2 separate regions of the Mus musculus genome follow, and region 2 is linked to region 1. A link is a loop called in an ENCODE intact Hi-C map of the cell type or tissue named here. Cell type or tissue: left cerebral cortex. All regions are shown on one strand. Each heading gives the region's core, and the rest is flanking DNA. Links, peaks and the distances in the headings are about the cores only. Region 1 has its middle 91 kb from the start of Gm35733. Region 2 holds the start of Gm40940 (a long non-coding RNA gene).

Region 1 (11,689 bases), core at 2,452-10,451:
GACAATCCCTGGGTTCACGTGGGAAAGGCAGACAACACTCTGCAGAGCTTTGCTCATGCAGTTTGGTCTCTCTTGTTAGGTTCTCATCATGATTCTCCACTCCCCCATCAGCCTGGCTCTGGTGCTCCTGCCAGAGAGTGCAGGGGACAAGAGAATCTTGAACCTTATCACATGGTGAGACATAATTTCCCCAAAGAGTTTGTTTTGTTTTCCTTGTTGAAGTGGGGAGCAGGTGGTGGAAGATGGAGTGGCACAAGCTCCCTCCTGCCCATCTGGAGTGCTTGCTTCCTGCTGTGCACAAATTTTCTCTCAGCATTTGGGGCCTTGGCATGCCACCTCAGAACCTGGTACCCCTTTTTGTTTATGCCTCTTCCCTGATATTTCAAATGTGATGCTGAATTCCAGGCTCCAATTAAGTTGAGCTCTTTGTGAAGGTAAAGATTGCGCCCTCTCGAGTCCAGGTCGCACCTGGCTCAGAGTCTGTGTGTTTGTGCTGGGATTAAAGGATTTTGTTTTTGTTTATTCTTTTGGCTCAGCAGAACTTATGAGAACTAGGCTCAGAACAGTCTCTACAGCACACTGAGTATGTATTTAGTAACAAGCATGAATCGATACGTGTTAGCGATGACATCACAGGGCAGAAAGACAGAGGACCAACAGTTTACGCTGTCATGCTGAGATGCAGCTTACCTTGAAATTCTGATGTGGTTTTATACACCAATCAACAAAATAAAGTTCACAAAATAAGTCTTTATTTTGCACCCTGTTGGGCCAGAACATGTCCTATAGCCTATCTTAATGGCAATCAATATAGGCCAGCTCTGGCTTCTCCTGGATCATGTGCTGATTTCTTAAATATAAAGTCATAATAAGAAGAGAGCTTTAATTGATTCTTTTCAAGAATTAATTACTTGCTTGAGGCCAGGTTAGATCAAATTTGATGCTTAGAACCAATGATATTTGTGTCTGTGTGGATGGCTCTCTCACGTGTTCATGTAAGAGCTTCCCAGTCTTACTTGGTTTCTTCCCATGGCTAACCAAATTAGATGCTCCTCCCGATAAAGCATGGAATGACTGGTCATCTTCTCTAACCCCCTTTAAGTGAAATGATCAACTGTATCAGCAGAAATACATGCAGGATTCTAAGCTGTGAGGATGATAGGAGCACAATGACCCAGCGCACTGAATAGCAAGCAGGAACTCTGGAGCTCTGCATTTATGAATGGGTGTTAGGAACCCCACAACTATGCATTTTATGAATGAGTGTTAAGGCTAGGAATACAAAGAAAGGTAGCTGAGAGTTGTAGGTGTAAATTTCTCTAGTTTCATGACAGAACATTCCAGAACACGACAGAGTAAAATGAAGTAACTCAGTACAAACTTTAGATAAATAGTGGCCATGGATGGAGCTACTTAAATGATCAGATCGGTCTCAGGGTCTTGTCCAATTAATTTGGCCAGGCTGTTCATTATATATATATATATATTTTTATCCCCTGAGCTCTGAGAACTTATAGTATTATTTGTTTATGTTAGAAAGAGGGGTGTCAGAATTGAACTATTAACCAAGAATCTCCCTAATTTCTAATTATTTGATTGCATTCGCATATCACAAGAAGTTTACTTATTTCTTTATTTTTAGTTAGTTCTCTATTTTAAGTTTCGGGCAATTCAATGAAGAACTAGAGAGAAGAGATATAATTTTATTCAAATGCTGTCTCAGTCTACTCGATTCATGCAGGATGTTGTCACAATCTTGCCAACCACTGGGCTTGTTCATTCAAAATCACAATCCATGTCCTTACCACACTTCACTTTCACTGACATTATAGAAGACTGGATAGGATAATCCAGGTCTCCATCTTGTACCTTACCCACAAATAAGTCTCAGCCGCTTGGAGATAGAGAGAAAGCTTCCTGTATCCAACACCTACGCCCAACCTACCTCCTTAGAGTTCAGGATGTGCCAGTAGCCACTGCTCTCAAGAGACACCAAATGGGTTCCTAGGCACACTTTATGACATGACCAGAGCCTTCTTTTCCCATTGTTTGAAAAGGTTCCTTGTCCCATATTCTACAAGTAACTTCTGACCTAAAGTTCTGTTGCATGCGCAGAACAGATTTCCTCCTAGACTTGGGTTAAAGTAGATTGAACAATGCAGTTTGACTCTAAGTTATGTTTTTGTTTTTGTTTTTGTTTTTGTTTTTCTCCTAGTGTTTATTCCCTTTTTGGCAAGACTTTTGTATCTGGTCCTTGCTTTTCCCTGTAGCCTTTGCTTCCATGGTCAATTCTACCTAGAAATCCTTCTTTCAGATTTGTATATTTAAGTGTCTGAGCATACATACATGCATGTGAGCATACTCACCTACATACATGAATGCATACTTAATACGCATGCATGAAACTGTCAAGAACACGGAAAAATAATCCTGCCATGTCCCCGCTTCTCCATCAGAGCCTTTTGGGTTCTTTTTGTGTGTGTGTGCACGTATGTGTGCAGGCGTGTGCATGCACGTGTGCACGTGCGTATGAAGGTTGCAGGCCGATGTTGGGAGTCTTCTTCAGTTGCTCTCCACCTTGGTTTTTTTTTTTTTTTTTTGACAGGATCTCGTTGAACCTGGAGCTTGTTGGCTGGTAAGTGGCCGGGGTCCTCCTGTCTCTGTCTCCTGATGTTGGCTTTGTAATGTGGCTTTTTGGAAATCCAACGCAGGTCCTTTATCTTGTGTGGCAAGCACTCTTCCAACTGAGCAATCTCCCCAGCTCTCCCTCCTGATTCTTATACCTGGACTTACAGCTCTTCCTTCCACTGCCATAGCTGTCCCAGGACTCAGCCACGGCCACCTCTGTGCACTGCAGTGTATTGCCCTGGAGTGTACCTGGAATGTTGAATTCTTCCATGTGGGTGCTTAGCACTGTAAGAGGTGGGACTTTGACTCCTTGCCAATGCCTTCCATTAAAAAGTGTCTTAGAAGCACTCGGAAAGATTCACCTATCGAAGACATGAACACACATTGCAGGGAGGGAAAAACAACAACAACAAACAAACAAAAAACAAAAAAACAAAAAACCTTGTTGATTGGAGTAGTCCCTTCCTTGAGTTTTTAATCCGGATATCAAGATTATGTAGACACTGCCATTATAATGTAATACCATCCCCTCAGTCCTAAGGCAGGACCTTTAAACCATGAGAATCAGTAACATGAAGAACGGCAAGCATGATTGCAGGCATGTGCCCGTACTTCAGGGATGGGGGAAACACTATGAATGATTTGGTGAGCTGACTAAAATGTAAGCTCAGAGTGTGTGTGATCAGTTATTTCATGTGAAGCATTTCATGTCCTGGGGATGGGTACTTAGGTTCTCGGAAACCCATCAACTATATCACTTCCTGAAATTGGCCTCTAGTTCAGACTTTCTGGAGTTACGGCCCCGCCCCTTAGGAGCCTCCTTTGGCCCTGCCCCTAGGAGCTGGCCTATAGCCCCGCCCTTTAGGAGCCGGCTTACTGCCAGGATCACATCAGCAGGCGTTGTGATGTTGTGATTTTTCTCTTTGTACTCATCAGAGAACTTTCCCCGACTACTTTTTTTTTTTTTTTTTTTTTACTTTCCGCTCATTCATTCCCCAATGCTTTTATAGACGAAGGAAACAGTTCAACAGCCTCAGAGTTAAATTTAATTGTGCTTTCTATAACTCCCAAGCAGAATTCTGCTTTCCTTTTTGGGAAATAAAGGCTCTTTATGGTGCAAAGCCTTCCTATTGATGAATTAAGCTTCAGAAGTAAATTTAGATATAAAGAGACAAACTCGGTTCAGAAAAGCCACCCACTGCACACAATGAAGTTATTTATAATGAGGGATTTCAGGAATCGAAACAGACCCTCTCTCAAGGATACCAAGGCAGAAATCAGGGCAGATACTGAAGGCTAGAAACGTGGTTGGATGATGAAAAAGACTACGGGAGAGAAATCAATGAAAAAGTAGAGTGTGGGGCATTTAACAGTCTTAGAGGAATCTTGTCACAAGTCATCTGAATGTGTTGTAGAACTCTCGAGAGTCTTTGACTAAAGGGAAGTTGTATCCGTTGGTCAATAGGGACATTCAGCCATGTTAGCTGTATTGGGAGCTTACTGTGTTGAATAAATACATGACTATTTAGAATACTGCTTCACTCTGGTAGACTCTTGTCTTCAGTCTCATCTTCTGGCTGGGGCATGCCGGGGTTGAAAATGCATTCACAACCTATTTTTTTATGTGGGCTCTGGGGATCTGAACTCAGGTCCTCAGACTTGTGCTCCTTTTAAAAAATTAAATAAAATAAATAATTAATTAATTCACTTTACAACTCAATATCAGCCCTTCCTCTCCTCCCGGTACCCTATCACATAAGTCCTTCCTCCATTCCCCTTAGAAGGGGAAGCGCCCCTCTGGGTGTCTCCCCACCCTCCTACCTCCCCCATCCCACACATCAAATTGCTGCGAGACTAGGCATATCCTCTCCCAGTGAGGCTAGACAAGGCTGTCCATTTAGGGGTGTGGGATTAACAGGCAGGCAGGTAGGCAACAGGCTCAGGGAGAACCCCTGCTCCCTGTTGTTTGGGGGACCCGCATAAAGACCAAGCTGCTCATCTGCTACATATGTGCAGGGGGTCAACCTATGCTCGCTTTCTGGTTGATGATTCAGTCTCTTGGAGCCCTCAAGGGTCCAGGTTGGTTGACTGTGAGTCTTTTTGTGGAGTTCCTGTCTTAAGGCAAGTTCTTTACCCGTAGACGCATCTCCCAGCCCTCAGGCTAGTTATCATCAGAGGTCGTTTCATACCACTGTGGGCTACTTCTAAATTCTTTAAAAAAAGAATTATTTACTTACTTTATGTATATGAGTATACTGTAGCTGTCTTCAGACACACCCCAGAAGAGGGTATCAGATCTCATTAGAAATGGTTGTGAGCCACCATGTGGTTGCTGGGATTTGAACTCGGGACTTCTGGAAGAGCAGCCAGTGCTCTTAACTGCTGAGCCACCTTTCCAGCCCACACTCCTAAGTTCTTTAAAAATTGTTGCTCCATTGTCATTAGTTCTCAAGTGGGGGGAAATGTCAAGAGTCTTCTCAATATCCAAACCAGTTCACAATGAAGGCGTGTACCACTCACAGCCACTGAGTTATCATTATCAAGACAAGAAAAACTCAAAGTTTTAACCATCATAGCAAAAGGAAAGGACTGCCCAGCTGCTAAGAGCATTTGCTGCACAAGACAACCTGGGTTTAGTGCCCAGCATTTGTCACTTTGCAACTCCAGTTCCAGGGAATCAATGCCTCCTCTGGCATCTGTGGGTGCACACATGTGTCATGTATACATACATACATACATACATACATACATACATACACACACAATATACATAAAGAATTTTTTTAAAAAGAAGAGCTATTTGCTGTCTGACATGTGGCCTGCACATAAAACACATCTGACTTGTCTGACTTTCAGGAAGTCACGGGAGTCTCAGATAACGCCTATACCTAAAGTCAGTAATTGACAAATTTTTATAAATGGTCACGAAACTTTGTGCTCATATGACTGACGGCGCTGTGTCTCCAGGACAATAAAACCTGACCCGGGGAATGAAAAGATAACCTGCACATGTGTTTTGTTGCCATGACAGCAAGCAAAACAAACAAACTGATTGCTTAGTGTTTCCATTGGCTACGTGGGTGACTGTGTAGGCATGCCCATTCACTTTGATTTCAAGCACACAGCACTATAAGATGTACTGTGGGCTGTGCACACCTACTGTGATGATCTTGGGCCAGTTACTGCTAGTCATGAGACTTAATCCTGCTCTCTAAAATAAGAGTTCACCTTTCTTACTCCCTGCCCCAGAATGGCTACGTAACCCAAAGGTGTCTGGAATTCTTCTTGTAGCCCAGACTGACCTGGAACTCAGGACCTTTTGCCTCAGACCCCCCAACCCCAAGCACTGTGATTAGAAGAATCTTCCATTCTACCCAGATGACTTTCTTAATTCCTAAACTAAACTAAAAAAAAAAAAATTCAGAGTGTGGTTCATGGGACAGTTATAGATATGATTGTTAAATGGCTTTGGTACTAACTTGTGAATTTCTTTTAAAGACAGTCGTTTAACGTCTGGAGGATAGCAAAGTGAAGAGCATTGCTCAATGTTGATTTGTCAAAAGATTACAGTTTAGCCCTCGAAATAAATGTTTCCCAAAATAACAGCATTTGGGAAACTTTGAACCCCGTCTCAGTCATCGCCCGAGAACTAAGAGGCCTTTCATAGTCCGAGGGCAGAATCCAGAGGGCCGACAGGAACAAGAAGCCTTCAGTCCCCCTCACTCCGCCTGGGGACCTGCCACACTATTATTAGCAAGGCATACAAAATAGATTTGGTAAACACTGGAGACGCCCTGCCAAGGAGCAGCTCAGAGACATATGGTCTTTTTTAAGTGCCACGATCACTGCAAACAAGCGAGATGTCCTAATGAAGAGGGAGCTCTTGTCAGACATCTTGTTCTAAAATTCAGCATTGAGCTTCTGAAACAGACAGGCAGAACTTCAGAGGTTGGGCAAGACACCAGTGCTTCTTCCAAGGGAGACGAAGGTTGAACTAGAGGGCTGCCATCTCTCCTTCTGACACCAGAGGGAGCGCAACTACGCGGAATCAGCTAGGAGCTGGCTTCTGGGGCCCGATCAGGCTCTCAGGTCTCCCACCAAGATGCACCTTCTATAGCTTTTTGAGATAGTGGAAATGTAGAGAAGGAACCCCACCTTTCTTGTTCCGTAGGGTTAGGACATGCGCATTATTGCTTCATTGTCACAGACTTCTGTAAGTAGAGTGCACATTTAGCTGAATGACGAAATGGGGAGTGGGTGGGTGATAGATCTCCATCCTTCCAATTTGCCTTGCCTCATGTGGGCACTTGGGCTTCTCACTACACAGCTCCCTGTTTGTGTTTAGTCATTAAATCTTTTAATGATTTTACTGGATAGAGTTTGGACTAGTCCGGGATTCTGGGGAAAAAAAAAAAATCTTCCCACCCCAAACACCTTTTCTGTGTTGCCTTAACAGAACGTTAACGTTTTCCAGGTAAGGAACATGACCTTGTGCTACACAGTTCCTGCTTTAAGCCCTGTCCCCAGCAGATACTCAGCTGAGAGTCCATGTTTGACAGGAGTGGCTGATGAATGGCTTTCTTGTCTTGGCAGGGCACCCACGAAGAATGGGACACAGTTTTGATGCTCAAAGTGTCTAACCATATTTCCTCAACATATTGTCTTATATGTGTAAATATACATATATATATATATTCCTGAATACACAAATACAACATGCTCAATCTGTATGCTGTTACTTGCATGTAGGATTTCTGGGCTGACCATTGGTATTGGATAACCAGTTGGTGTGCTCTTCCTTGGGGAGCCTATTTCTCAGCTCCCAGCATCCCTCGGTTGTCTGTGGCTCTTTTTCTTGAATTGCAAGCTACTGAGGCGGAGACCTTCTGGGATTTCCTCCTTCCACATATGCATGTCCACTGGTGTCATCCGTGTTCCGCTCAAGTTTAGGCTCCTGTATGTATGTTTGAACATAGTGGAAATCAGAATAGTGGTGGTTCAACAAAATACTCTAAAATAAGCATTATTCTGTTCTTTCTCATTGTAAGCACCTCCCCCATATATACATATAGACACCCCTCTTGGGAAAAGGGGGTGGTTCCTAAGGGAATAACTTTACCAAAGGATTAGACAATGTTGTTTTTTTTTTTAAGAAAATAGCACTCCATATTTATTTAGTTTTTTTATTTGACAGTTTCATGATGCTTCTGACAAACTTTACTTATTTCACCCTTTATTCCCCACTCTCCTCCTCCTTCCCTAACTGAACCCTTCCAACAAGTTCCCCTCCTCCTTTGAATCTCGTGTGTGTGTGTGTGTGTGTGTGTGTGTGTGTGTGTGTGTGTGTGTGCTACTGGGCTTAATTAGGGATGTTTGTACTAGCATAGTCCATCTCTATCTATCTATCTATCTATCTATCTATCTATCTATCTATCCACACACCCACCGATCTATCTATCTATCTATCCATCTATCTATCATCTATCTATCTATCTATCTATCTATCTATCTATCTATCATCTATCTATCTATCATCTATCTATCCATTCATATATCTATCTATCTATCTATCTATCTATCTATCTATCTATAGACATTTTCACTCACTAAACCTGGAGCTCACTGGTTAAGTGTCTTAGAACACTGGTCTGAGTGTCAAGCATTTAATCACTGAGCTCCCCGCAAAGCCCCTAAAACCATCCTTGCTTTAAGGAAAGGAAAAATCTGACATCAAGGTGTTGGGAACAGGATTCAGGTCTCCTAGCCTAAGTCCATTCTGTTCCATGCTGCAGTGGGAGCAAGAGCAATTGCTGATCTTAAAAATAGCTCTTTCTCCTAAATTCTAAAGCCAAACTAAGTAAGTACCCTGATTCTGGAAAGCATTTCTAAATCAGAAAAGGAACAGGATACACAGAAAGGAAGACTTTGACACAGACGAGAACTCTAATAGGAGACAGAGCTCCCTTGAATACATGGTTTTTATTTCACTTTTGACTGAGTGACAGGGAGAATTGTGGATGGGCAGGACATAAGAATAGGATTAAAGGTGCTGGATCTAATACGATACTTCTTCTTTAATGTGAAGAAGGTGTGTTTCAGTTAGTTTTTTTTTTGTCAGCTAAACACCAGCTAGAGTTAACTGGGAAGAAGAAACTCAGTTGAGAAAATGCTCCCCTCAGATTGTCTGTAGCAAGACCATGGTGCGTTTTCTTGATTAATGAATGATGAGAGAGAGGGCCAAGCTGACTGGGAGCAGTATCAACCACTGGACCAGATGGTCCTGGGAGCCATAAAAAAAGCAGGCTGAGCAAGCCAGTAAGTATCATTCCTTCACGGTCCAGCTTTAATCTCTGCCTCCAGATTCCAGCATTGAGTTCCCGGTCTAACTTCTCTTCCTGGTGACTATACAGTGGAGGATAAAATGAACCCTATTCTTCCCAAGTTGTTCATGGCCATTCCTGTTTCACAGCGACAGAAATCAAACTAGAATAGTGTGAAAACTTCAAAGCCCACCACAACCATCTTTTTCTTAGTAACAGATTTGTGTCTCTGTTTGGTGAGACGACACATTTAATTCCTCCAGTGCTGGTTCCAATGAGCTCTTTATGAGTCTAAAGGGATTATCAACACTGCATTTGAAAGATGGAGTCACAGTAATTTCTAGCAAGATGTTGAAAGCTTTGGGCTCATTGGTGTATGTGAAAATGATCATGTATTAATTTAATATGGGTAGCAGAAGCAATCTGGGATTAGAGGGGACAAAGGGACAAGGGAGAGAGGAGATGGGGAATTGTATGCTGCATCTTGAACTCATTCATGGGATCATGATGGCCTGAGCTACTACCACCCATGTCATTTTGTCTCTATGCCAAAGTGACCTCAAAAAGGGTAAGTTCCAGTTAGGATCTATTGAGCAAGAGTGGGGCACTCGACACGACTGAACAAGGTTGGAACTTTTGGGATCAGTGCATTGATCAGCCTCTACCTAGGCAACAAGATACCTAGGCAAAGGATCTCATCGGGAGACAGGGTATTGATGGTGTGATATTGGTGGTAGCAGTGAAGGTTCTTCTGTGTTTGATACTGAGAACAGAGACACTTACCCACGAAGGGCTTCCAGGAAAGGAAGCTGTGGTGGGGCAGGTACTAGTTTACTGTATTATCAACCAGAGACTGAATGTGACGTCATGGCGGGACTACTCCCATCTACTCAGGGTTTGAAACCATCTTCCAGCCAGAGATGGCTGGAGCAAGGGTCACTGTTGGTCTCATCAGTTGGTTACTGATGTCCAGTGTGGAGGATGGATGCCAAGGCCTTTGGCATGCTGGATCATGACCAACATTGACCTGCCTCTGAGATTCTTCAGCCCATAATTTTGTTATTTGAAAATGTTCTAGGTTATCAAGGCTTGAAATGAATGATTCTTCTATAGCAAATGAAGCTACCAGGCCAATATTCTTCCAATGTCTTCTTATATGGTATATCATGCCTTTTGCATCTTCTAATATGCTGTCTGCTCCCTTAAGTCTTTGAAGATCCGTATGTTCTATTACCAGAGGCTGAGACAGACTTCTTCTTGTGCTATACAAGTCTGGGCTATTTCACCAGCCACCTGCTCCTCTGGACAGTTCTTATGGGTGACTCCACTTTGGCGGATTGGCTGATTAGTTACAGTGATGTGGTCACCAGCCACAGCTCTTTTGGGGCTTGATAATGCCCTAGCATTCATTCATCTTTGGCTATGTCAGTTTGTCATACACCAAACTCCCTCAGCTGAGGGACAGGAGGATTCGAGGTGTCCTGTGACCAGTGTGTTCTGGTCTTTGGCTCCTGGGCACTCTTTAGCAAGGGCCAGCTGGTACTTCCTTTCCTTAGTTAGGGGGGCGCAGCACAGCCTGCAGGCAGACAGCAATTAAAATGGCCATTCCTTCAGTTCACCACAATCAAACTGTTTCTTTGTGGCTTGTTCTTGGTACCACTGCCTTTCCAGAGACTCCTTGGCTGTATTTACCCAGGATTAAAGTGATGCCTTAGGCATTTTGGGAGAAGCTGGACAGCCTTTGAGAATTCTCTGACTCCACCCTCCACAGAGCTTCACTTCCATCAAAAGTGCCTCTTTCTTTCTGGAGGGGAAAGTCCCGGAACTGGGTGGGATGCCCCAGGGAGCCAGAAAACCAGGGTTCAGGACAACTTTCTTATAATGTCCTAATTTTGAGTCACAGGGGGAGAAATGGGACTTAAAACAATGCCCTTTCTTTCTTTCTTTCTTTCTTTCTTTCTTTCTTTCTTTCTTTCTTTCTTTCTTTCTTTCTTTCTTTCTTTCTTCCTTCCTTCCTTCCTTCCTTCCTTCCTTCCTCTCTCTCTCTCTCTCTCTCTCTTTCTTTCTTTCTTTCTTATGTTCTTTCTAATGTTCTTTCTTTCTGTTCTAATGTTGAAACATTAGACCATTGAGACCTTAATGTCTCCATCGGCAGCAAGAAACTGGAGGTTATAGATGGATGGCAGACCAGGATTTGGAAAGTAGTTGAGTGACTTATAAGTGCGGGTTGTGGCGGCACTCACCTTTAATCCCAGCACTCGGGAGGCAGAGGTAGGCAGATTTCTGAGTTCGAGGCCAGCCTGGTCTACAAAGTGAGTTCCAGGACAGCCAGGGCTATACAGAGAAACCCTGTCTCAAAAAAAAAAAACAAAAAAAAACAAAAAAAAACAAAAGCCAAAAACCCAAAAACAAAAACAAACAAACAAAAAAACCCACCCCCCCCCCCAAAAAAAAACCAAACCAACAAACCAAAAACCAAAACCAAACAAACAAAAAAGTTCCAGCCTTTAAACACACTGGAATGTTATAATGGAGCAAGTTTAAGTGAGACGAGAGAGACATGTGTGTGGGAGACAGACCTGAGCAGCCAGGAGGACCAGTGTGCTCAGGTCTTGACTTCCTCCTGGTTTCCCTTAGGGAGACTGGAGCTGTGCCTCTCTCCTGGTTCCTGGAACTAGAGACTGGAGGGAGACATCTTGTCCCAAGCTAGGTTGGCTTTCCTAACCACACCAGCAAGCCAG
Region 2 (11,689 bases), core at 1,412-9,411, 1.1 Mb after region 1:
AGCGCCTCATTTTCCAGGATGCAAGTTTCCCCCCTAACCGATAACACTCTAAATAACAGGTGAGTGACTCTGGCAGAAAGGAGATTGTCTGACCTCATTGTTTGCCTTTTCCCCCCTCTTTGTTCTTCACAAATAAAGGTTTTTTTAATAAACTGAAAGGTCCTCCGCGCTTGCCTGATGATAAAATGAAAGGAGCCAGTGAGGTATGGTACAACGTGGCGGCGAAAAGGGAGACGCTCATCAGAAAATAACAAAGGTGCAAGCTACAGATAAGGCAGCTGCCGGAGATTAATCCTGCCTGCCTGATTGTTTTCTTTAATACCAAAGCCTGCACTAGCAAGCGATAAGTTTGCTGAGTAATTTGGTTTGGGGTGAGGAAATAAAATTCAGGTAGGCCCTGTAATTGATTTCCCCTTCTTTAGTTTTCTAAACATTAAACAACAACAACCACAAAAGCCTGCCTTGGCTGCACTTTCTTTCTTCCCGATTCACTGTCTGTCCTGTCCTCTTCACACACACACACACACACACACACATACACACACACACACACACACACACTCCTTCTCAATCGCAAAAAGCGAAGGTAAGAAGAAGGTTAAGAGCAAGAAAGAAATGCTTTCCTTTACCCAGCAGTCTCTGGGAGGTTTGCATGAAATGGCTAAATTCAACTCTGCTGTGGATTGTCCACAGTAAGAAAAGAAAGGAAGAAGAAAGAAAGATCTTGGAGTCCCAAGCCCTTGTGCCTCTGACTGAAGGGCATCCAAGCAGAGGTCGTCAGTTTAAAATGAAGCTAGCTATTAGAATGACCTCACTCCAACCTGATAGTTGCTTTCATAGCAGGGGTGGGGATTGGAAGGCATCCATGCACCCTGGGACAGCACCTTCTCAAGATGCAAGCAGATGTCCCAGATGTATCTCCCAGCCAGGAGCTGTTAAAGGATGCTGAAGCCAGAAAGCGGGCATGCTACAGATTCACCCTCAGAACCAACCCTTCTTGTTAGACATGTGGTCTGGTTAAAGTGAAGCCAATAGAGTGGGCCCTGATTCATCGAAAGCAAACACAGGTACGGGAGACCACCACGAGAGGCCACACCAAGAAGATAGCCATCTGCTGAGTGGCAGAGAGAGCACTTCAGTAAAAAGCAGCCCTGCCAGCAGCACCTTGTCCCACACTCCTAATTTTGTATTTACTTGGTGGCACTGAGCAACAGTATCACTTTGTGGAAAGAGGGTATTTTTCTTTTCCTCTTCTTTTTATCCCCCTTGAGATAGGATTTCAAGTAGCCCAGGATGGCCTCACCTCAAACTTGATATGTAGCCAAAGATGGCCCTCAACTCCTCACCTTCCACCTCCACCTCCCAGATGCTGGGATCATAGGATGTGGCCCCACGCCCAGCTTCCTTCCCTTTGGTTTGAGGGTAATAACCCTAAGTTCACCTTTTCTTCATATCCATCGGAGCCCGAGAGCTTCTGATAGTGTGACACACAACACTAATGAAGAGTCTAAAGAGGGGAAGCTTAGTGTATCCTGGCACTTCCTTCAGTAGATGGGAAGACCAACATCCCCTTCTTACCTAGGACAGTTGGTCATGGATGGATGGTACCCATAACAAGCACTGAGTCAGCCACTTCCCCGCCTCTGTCTGGTAGGGTAGGAGCCCCGCTTGCTGTTTGCACTTACAGGTTGGACGATGTGCTGGTGACAAGCAGCCAGCCAACATATGTGCGTAAGCCACACACAGCAATGCCATCTCTCCTTCTCATCTCATGCTATGGACAAGCATGAACCGACCATGGCCCACTCTGATTCAGTACATCTGGGCCACTGAGGCAGAGAACGCATACCTCACCGATTCCCAGGTGGCGGGTGCTGGTGAGGAAGACCACTCCTGGGATTCTGCGGGATACCGGAAGAGGTGTGAGGATAGAGTCCTATCGGGACAAAATGAACAACCCCCAGATTGCTCATCTGGCTGCTCACTTCCCATTTTATCTATGAATGAAATGGGAAAACCATTTCTGGTTTCTCACAGAGACCAGTGACATGAAAGTCCCTGAACAAATTCCCTGGAAAGTTGCGCGGCCACCTCCATCCTCCAGCTCGCCAGTTCCAAGGGAAGGGGTGACAACCTGATGAAGGAGCTGCTGTGCAGATGCCCTGGGTTAGTGTCACCTTGGAAAGTGACTGAGGAGCCGGCAGACATTTTTTTTTCTCCATGGCAGCTATTTCTTGAGGTCTGAGTGACTGGCCAGGGGCTGGGTTTTCAGCTTTCCACAGTCCACCTCCAAGCTAGTCAGGGGGTTGATTGAAGTCTTGAGAGTAGGTGAAGCTCTTGCAACAGTCTCCAGGATGTCTTTCTGCTCTCCCAAGCAGCCCTGGTAGCAACACCTGACCTGTCAGAAGCACCAGGAGAAGGGTGAGGACCCAGTGCTGGTCTAACTAGAATCTCCCTGAGCACTTGACTCTACTCGCGCTGATTTACAGTAAAATAAATAAATAAATAAATAAATAACGGAAGCTCAGAAGCGTGGGTAGATCAACCCCATGGGATAGGTCATCTTCAATGTCGACTTGACTGGATTTTGAATCCCCATGGAAACACACCTCATGGTATGTCTAACTGGGCAGGGAAGACTTACATGGAACGTGGGGAGCACCATTTCAGGGGCCGACGTTCCCAACTAAATAAATGCTCCAAAGAGAGGCTGGCAAGAAAAGAAAGAGGAACTTGTCACCAAACCTGATGGCCTGAGTTTGATCCCTGGGACCCAATGTTGGAAGGAGAAAACCCGACTCCAGCAAGCTGTCCTCTGACCTCTGCCTGTGTGCTCACACATAAACAATAAACAAACAAACAAATCATGAAGGTTCTAAAGACAAACTAAAATGCGTCCCCATTTTCCAAAAGCCTAGGCATAGCCTACAAAAGGAAGCCTTTATAAAGAAATAGAAGCTGGAGAGCCTGGTCCTGCCTTAGCTCCTGCCCATTTCCAAACGATAAGAATTAAAGAGCCAATTGCCTCCAGCGGTGTCATTCTGATGACCCCAAAGTGTGGGTCTGATAATTCTGGTCCACTACTTCAGGGTCAGAGCAGAAAGATATACCATTGTACCAGATAAGAACAATACTATGCTTTGACTCTTTGTGGCCCTCCAAAACTTAACCACACACACACACACACACACACACACACACACACACACACACGCCACAGTATGAGTGTGAGGTCTTTGGGAAAGAACTGGTCTTGGGGCTCCAGTCTGATGAAGAGGAACAGGAACTGTGTAAATGAAGCTCTCTGTATAGCATGTGCCCCCTTTTGCCCTTCTGCTTATCTGAAGTCATCAGGATAAAGCAACGTCTTGGAAGTGGACACAGTCAACCCTCAGCACCATCAGGAGTCTCTGGTACCTCCAATGTGGACTTTCCATTTTCTATGAATGAAGGAATAATCACTGCAGGCTATTTACAAACTAATTCATTACAGATACCCAAACAGACTAAGAACAATCACAATGGAGGCAATCTGTTAACAGACTGTTGAAACCATGGGATGTGGTGATGCGTGCCTATAATCTTAGCATTCAGGAGGTAGAGGCAGGAGTTCAAGGTCATCCTCAGCTACAAATGGAGTTCAAGGTCAGTGCCCCCGAAAGCAAAGTTCAAATAAAATAATAGATGTTTCAAGCAAAGACCTCTAGGAGGTTTTGGCACAGCTATAGAACCTAAGCAGGGATTTTCTACTCTAAAGCCTTCATTTACTCATCTGTTAAATGGGGACAATAATAGCTAACTCACGGGATCATTGTGACCTGTGGGGAACTGACTATGTAAAGCTCTCAACATGCTTTCTGGGCTCAGAATAGTGGCTATGATGGTGGCAGTTTCACCTCAATTCCATGGTCTTTCCAAAGATCTTAGGTCAGTATAAGACAGATGAGATGTGAACAATAACTTTGTCTTTGAGGAAAGAAAGGCTAATGTCACGGTTTATAAATAACTCTCCTGGCTACAGAAGAATGTTATCTCTGTCCCCTCTGGGCCAGCCTAATTTAATCCACTACCGTGACTTCCTTTGAATGGAAAGAGGAGAATGATAAAGAATCCATAAGAAAACATGAGGTGGCAGGAAGATCAAGAAGGTGTTAACTGATGTGGGAAAGGAATCCGGGAACTAGGTTAGTGTTCTATGAAAGACCCCCCCCCCCAAAAAAAAAAACCAGAGTGAAAAGAACTAATTGAAGAATGAGGGAGTTTTCTTCACCAGTGCTGGTGGAGTAAAAATATAATTATCTCTGATTCATGGAGATTGCTACAATGTGACTCATTTACCAAAACAGTTACTTGCAGAATTGCATTTGTGACTGTGGGAAGACCACGTGGGAGAGCCAGAGCTGTCTGAAATCCCAAACATTGCTCATTTTCAGGATGACACCTTGAAGGAGACTCTGCTTTTTTTTCCCAGGTGGCTTCCCATGCTTCTCTAGGGCCGTTTGCAACATCAGGACCACGGAGCCTTTCCTGTGAGATGGGGAGACTTCAGGAGGCGGATCCAGCCCAAGTTCCAGGATGGCTTTCTCTTTCCTGTCCTGGGCAAGATCCCATTAACATGCCGATTCCCTTCTTTCTCTAGCAGCGAGGCCTCAGCTCAGAGGCAGCTGTGTGTTTGGTTTCTTTCACATACTGAGTTGATGGCTTGTTCTTCAAGCTTGCACACAAGCCTAGCAACTACCTCGCACCCCTGATTGTTAGTTGTCGGGTTGCTCTAAGAAAGGAAAACTGGCATTTTGCAATTAAGCATTTCTGACGCCCCACTATGGCTGTCTGGGCAATCACCTCCATAGAAAAGAGCTGTTTAAAGGCCCAAGCCTTGGAAGGTCTGCACACAACTGTGAGAAGAAGGCCTCTGGGTCAGGCCTGTGTGGGAAGGAACAGCTCAGTATACCTACTGAGTGCTTCCTGATCAAGCAGGAGAAGCTGGGTTCAGATCCCCGGAGCCCACTTAAAACTGAGGACATAGCTGGGCATGTATAATCTCGGGTGTGAAGGGAAGAGAGAGGTGGATCCCAGGGACTTGCTGCAGAATTAATGAGTTCCAAATTCACTGAAGATGTGGTTTCAAAAACAATGAGGTAGACATGGAGGGAGGGAGACACAAATGACTGTACCTGCACACACACACACACACACACACATGAATACACATATCATACACCAACACACACATAAGCCACACACATATACATACATCATACACCAGCATACACATAAACCACACATACATACATACATCATACACCAACACACACACACATAAACCATACATACACATACATACATACATCATACACCAATACACACACATAAACCACACATACACATACATACATACATCATACACCAACACACACATAAACCACACATACATACATACATCATACACCAACACACACATAAACCACACATACACATACATATATACATCATATACCAACACACACATAAACCACACATACACATACATACATACATACATCAAACACTAACACACACATAAACCACACATACATACATACATCATACATCAATATACATTGAAACCACATATATACATATACACATAATACATCATACACTAATACACACATGTAGTGGCATACAAGATTATAAAACATAAAATGTATGGCCCAGGAAGAGATTTTTTAAAAAGTATATTTCTCACCCAGTTAAAAAAAAAAATCTTCAAGGAGAACTATCCAGAAAAAGGCAGACACAAATAGTTCTGAAAGGACCAGAGTAATGGAAACAAATCCCACCGCAGACTAATGAAGAGTGTTTCAGAGCAGGTTGAGACCCTAACGGATACAAATGAGGATCATTATCTTTCCTGAGTCCTCTGTTCAGTGTAGGATAAGAACCGTGCAAATAGAAGGAGATGACCAGGGCTCTAATGGTAGAATGATAACTGCAGCAGACCAGAGGCTCTTAATAAGAGCCATTATCATCTCCAGCCCCAGAGCCACGTGAGGGTCTGAAGATCGTCACTATAGATGACGCTTAGCTGTCCTCGTCCAGGAGTGACTAATGCTTTAGGGGCCACCCACACCCCCCCCCCCGGGAAGCATGAAAGCCAGACAATTCCAGACAAGGATTTTTGAAGCTGGGAAACAGTCACAGTGTGTTTTAGTATGAAGTGCCTACTATGTGTGAGGTGTGCATGATTTCATTTAATCCCATCTAGAGCCCTCACTTGGAACATATGGATAACTGAGGTTTGAGGCTGAGTCACTTATCTGAGGTTAAACAGTAAATGCCAGGTCAGCTCTGAGAGGTGGGTTTTAAGGTCAGCTCTAGGAAGAGGTGACAAGAAAAACCGGCATTCACATCATGTCAGGACAGAAAGAAAGGAAAGACCTTTCTGCCTAAGGACCAGATGCAGATCTTGCAGGCAAAACTGCCCCACAAACTGTGGCTGAAGACAGCGGTACTCTTTTGTCTCCTCTCGGGTTTGAAGTTTTGGTGGCTTATTGGGATCATGCATCCGTGCATCACATGCTGTCAGCTGGTGGTGGCCCCTCTGGAGGGGGAAGAACCACTTCTAAGATGGCTCACGTGTCAGGGAGGGAATACTAACTGGGAACAGGGGCTGAGAGGCCTCCATTGTGCCTTGGAGCAATTCTCACCACTATGCTATTGCATTCTATTGAAAAGACCTAGTCCTGGATACACCTCTCTCTATGTGTGTTAGCTCCACAGCTGGGCGTGTCTAACTAGCTTGGTGTCCTCAGCACCGCAGTGTGGAAGGCATTTCTTGTGTGCTTTGAGGCATCTTCCTAGGAGTCATTGGTGTGCTGAGCAGTTCTAGGCCCTGTCAGTGGAGGGAAGCTATCCCTCCTCATTCTGCCTTACAGAATGACTGAATCTGGTGCCAAAGGGGCCCAGTCCTCTAACTGCAATACCCACTACATGACAGTGTGCTCTGTGGACTCAAGACAGTGTCCCTTAACGACTAACTTTCCCTAATCTTCTCCTATAGTTAATGTAAGAACTAAGGTGGGAAAGTGATGTGGGTTTGGCTTTTAGTTTTTGTCCTTAGAGTGAAATCCAAAGTCCTGAACCCCACCCCAGCTCCTTCCCTTCATGTTCCTGCATCCCCACTCAACTACGGGCTCAGTATCCTGTCTCTTTAACTTCTTGTAATTTCTCCCACAGCATCTAGATTAAGCTTATGGCTAAATAGCAATAGCATGCTGTGCAGACAACCCTGCATCCATTCCAGACGTTGCCTTTGAGAAGACAGACAGCTTCTGCCTCTGCTCTCTGGAAACTCTGATGCCATGCTGAAAGAATCCCAATAGCCATGTGGCAAGGCTACTTGAAAAATCAGTTCCTACAAGAGCTTCCAATGTACTTCTCAAGATCACTGTCTGTGGTGGTTTGAATATGCTTGGCCCAGGGAGTGGCACTATTTGAAGGTGTGGCCTTGTTAGAGTGGGTGTGGTCTTGTTGGAGTAGGTGTGGCCTTCATGGAGTAGGTGTGGCCTTGTTGGAGTGGTGTGGCCTTGTTGGAGTAGTTATATCACTGTGGCCATGGGCTTTAAGACCCTCATCCTAGCTGCCTAGAAGCCAGTTTTCTCCTAGCAGCCTTCAGATGAAGGTGTAGAACTCTCAGCTCCTCCTGCACCATGCCTGCCTGGATACTGCCATGCTCCCACCTTGATGATAATGGACTGAACCTCTAAACCTGTAAGCCAGCCCCAATGAAATGTTGTCCTTTATAAGAGCTGCCTTGGTCATGTTGCCTGTTCATAGTACTAAAGCCCTAAAGCAGTGTCCTTTACCAAATGCTGGATGGGAAGCAAACTCCATTTGTTTTCTCACCTATTCTCCATTATCACAGTCCCTAAGGGAGCCCAACGTCAGCAGCAGCCTTTCAGTTTGCCAATCATCAGTCCATCTGTCAAAGGGAATTCTGGGAGTTTGGATCCTCCCAGATAATTTAACTAGTAGGTCAAGCCTAAGTTCCATAGTATGTTGGCATCTTTGCAGTTAGAAGACTGGGCCCCTTGGTGCCAGATTCAGTCATTCTATAAGGCAGAATGAAGAGGGATAACTTCCTTCTACTGACAGGGCCTAGAACTGCTCAGCACGCTAAGAACTACTAGGAAGATGCCACAAAGCACACAAGAAATGCCTTCCACACTGAGGCGCTGAGGACACCAAGTTAGTTAGACACACCCAGCTGTAGAGTTAACACACAGAGAGAGGAGCGTGTCCAGGACTAGGTCTTTTCAATAGAGTGAAATAGCATAGTGGTAAGAATTGCTCAAAGGTTACAATAAGACCACAGAATAGGTTGTGACATTGCTGGGAGAAATGGTTTGAAGCCTGAATTTAGGGAAAGCACTTGAGGCAGAGAGAACATTAGGAAAGGCGTCCTACCATGTCAAACACTCACATGTGTGTTTGTGAGCAGGAGATGCATAACAAAGAGGCGCTACTGAGATAGAACTTCCATCTAAGCTGCAGAGAGGGATGAAGAGGAAGAGATGACTTTGAGCATTGACTTTGAGCATTGCCAGAGGGGCTGTGTGCTGTATTAAGAAACTTGGCAGCTCCTCTGTCATTTTCAATGACTCTTTTTCAAGAAGAAGAATAGCTTGATGAGGTTTATGCCTTCCATAAATTATTCTTTTGGAATGTAAGAATGGATAAAATTGGAGCAAGATTGAAAATAGAGAGATTCAACAGCAAGTACCACCCTAGTTTAACAAGGTAATAAAGGCAGGTCTGTGGGAATGGAAAATACACTACAGATCTGAGAAAAGACTGAAGTTGCATTATAGGACTTAGCAATTGATTCGATGTAAGAAGGGAACCGAGGAGAGACTCGGACACAGAAAAGACAATGAGTCCAGATGAACATGTGGAATACTCAGGGACAACTCAGACTGGAGGTGGCCAGTGTTCACCAGGATGTAGGAGTTCAAGGTTGAAAGTAGTCACTAAGCTACCTATGGGGATGTGTGGCCTCATTGTGTGGGGAACACATGACATGGGTGTTTGGCATTCCACGGACTAGGAAGAGCAGCGAAAACAGTCACCAAACAGCAAATGAAAGGGATGCTGATGAGGATGTGGGCGAGGAGGAACCCTCACCCACCGCTGGTGTGGGTGTAAATGGGGTGCCGCCATGTTTAGGCTCCTCGACATGTACATACAGTGTGAATCATGAATACTGTCAACTCGAAAGAATCTAGAATCACCTAGGAGACAATCTAGAATCACTTAGGAGATGAGGTTCTGGAAAGGTGTGTGCAGGATTATCTGCATTAGCTTAGTTTAGGCGGGAAGACCCACTTGACTGTGGGCAATACCGTCCCATTGGCTGGGGTTCTGGACAGAATAAAAGGCAGAGGGAAGCTAAGCAACAGTATTCACTGCTTTCTGCTGCTGAAGTGCAGATGCAATGTGGCCAGCCCCTCAGCCCCTCCAGCTCATGATGACTCACTTGCCATGACAGACCGTATCCCCTAGAACTGTAAGCTGAAACAAACCCTTTCTCCATTAAGTTGTTTCTTGATGCTATTTTGTCTCAGCAGTAAAGACAGTAACTAATCTACAATGGGCTCATCTACCTCTACAAGACAGGATTCTGGGAAGAGGTCCATGCAAGACAGATTAAAAAAAAAGAAAGAAAGCTTAAGGCATGTGTCAAGGAAGCCTCAGGTTCTCGGAGTTCTTAGCCTAATCTAAGAAAAGAGCTGCTAGTGGCTATGAATGGACTTGTCCTCTCTTAGTTCCACAAAGTTCTGTCCTACATGGAGGAGCCCAGGCACCAGGGACCAGACAGTGCTCTTTAAAGCACAGGGTGTATTGCAGCTGCCATCTCTGCCCAAGCCTGGGGCAACACAGACTGTCTTTCAGCCAGCATTGTCTCGAGAAAATGCCGAAGTTGGGTAGGTATCCATTCAATGCTGTCTTCCAGATTTGCATAGTTCCCAAGTAGCCTGTCATGAGATCTGTTTCTTAAAGGGAAGACTCTTGCCAGTCAATGACACATTGACTGGAATCCCTAATAGACCACAACTTACAGGTATTTGCTAGGGAGTTTTTCCTCTGTTCACTGTCAGCTTGAGTGAATCCATAAGGCTGGGCCAGAAAATAATGAGAGCTGGTGTTGGGGGATGGGGGGGGAGGGATGGGGGTTGAGGGGAGATATCAGGAAACGCACTTCAGAGCCAGAAGGCTACTGAGCTGATTCTGTCTCACGAGTCCCCAGCTGTGCAGAAAGCAGGTCACCTTCAGAGTGAGATCTGTTCATCATGCAGTCTGCAGGGCTTTCATGCAGGAGAAATCCTCTGCCCCTGACTTCCATGCAAGTCTTGAGTTCACATGCCATTAGCAGCCTGCAGAGACATGGGCCAATATGAAGTGGGCTGTCCAGAGAGCTTAAGGCAATATTAACTTCCTAAGAAAGAAAACTTAAAGCAATATTAGCTTTCTTTCTAGGAAATTAAAATGCCTCCAAAAAGACAGAAATGGCTTTATATATAGTATATATAATATTTATATAGCAAACATAATATTTAATAATAGAATTAAGTAGTTAGCAAGTGACTAAGTTGTGTGTGTATGTGTATGTCTCTCTCTCTCTCTCTCTCTCTCTCTCTCTCTCTGTGTGTGTGTGTGTGTGTGTGTGTGTGTGTGTGTGTGTGTGTGTTTGAGACAGGATCTCATTATATAGTTCAGACTGGCTTCAAACTCACTCTGTAGCTCAGGCTGGTCTCAAAACTCATAGCAATCTACTGCCTTGGCCTCCTGAGTGCTGAGATTATAAGCATGCAACACCGTGCCCAGCTACATTTTACGTGTGCATACACACGTAATATTTTAATATAGTTGTAGAGTTTTCACAGTGTTCCTTTGAAGGCACACCTCTTCTTCTTGTACAGTAGAGCTGAGCAGTGCTTCAAGGGTGTTTTCTGAAGTATCAGCATTCTAAAGTTATACTCCAACATTAATTTCCTATAATGGCGTCTAAAACCTTATTATCTGCATTTTATTGCTAGGAAAGCTAAGATGTGGAGCATTTAAATGACTAATCAAGGGACAGAATTGGAAGTAGCACCTAATATTTTATCCGACCTACTAAATCACACTGCCCAACGAGGCGCATCTCTGTGTACACTGATCTACTTCAGGGGGATACTGAAGTCCTCGCCGCTGGCCTATTAGGAATCTACAGTTAGTCAGCACCTATTAAATTTTTGTCAAGTAATTTCATTCTTTATAAGAAACGGAATGGGACTTCAGACTTTAGGAAGTCAAACTACTTTTAAATTTGGAAGAGAACGAAAAAGGTAGGGCAGAACATCTAATGTCAATATTTTAAATGTCCTGATTTATAGCAAAGAATAAGAATCATGTCTAGGAGGAACTTAGGTTATGCATAACGTGTTCATAACGTGTTCAGAACATGTGACCATATTGTCTGAACATTCCTCTGTTTTAACTTCCCCCCTCCTCCTCCTCTTCCTTCCCCCTCCTCCCACCCCTCCTCTTCCCAAGCACTGTTTTCTGCCTTGTGTCTATTTCCACCTGTACCCCGTTTCTCTCCCCTACTAATTCTAAAAGGAATAGGTGACCTTCCTGTTCCCGTGTCTCTCTGCATTCTGGAGCA

Evidence for each region. A loop is a pair of places that touch in the nucleus more often than their neighbours do. Peaks named below come from ENCODE experiments on the same cell type or tissue, not always from the same donor. Only the 100,000 strongest peaks of a DNase experiment are listed, where the experiment ranks them.
Region 2: a loop joins it to region 1, with 2.9 times the contacts of the local background. A loop is called at or near these places in 2 of 42 quality-filtered maps.

Annotation. Positions count from the first base shown.
Region 1 is chr13:47,342,314-47,354,002 of GRCm38, forward strand. No RefSeq gene overlaps it. Among named protein-coding and RNA genes, the nearest start is that of Gm35733, 91 kb to the right of the region's middle. In left cerebral cortex, for the core only: a CTCF peak has its summit at 6,646 (motif pointing right); a DNase peak (open chromatin) is centred at 6,645.
Region 2 is chr13:48,443,933-48,455,621 of GRCm38, forward strand. Gm40940 (a long non-coding RNA gene) reads right to left here and starts at 2,740. Exons shown (of 4, transcript XR_873370.2): 1 at 2,645-2,740; 2 at 1,850-2,398. In left cerebral cortex, for the core only: a CTCF peak has its summit at 4,803; a DNase peak (open chromatin) is centred at 4,408.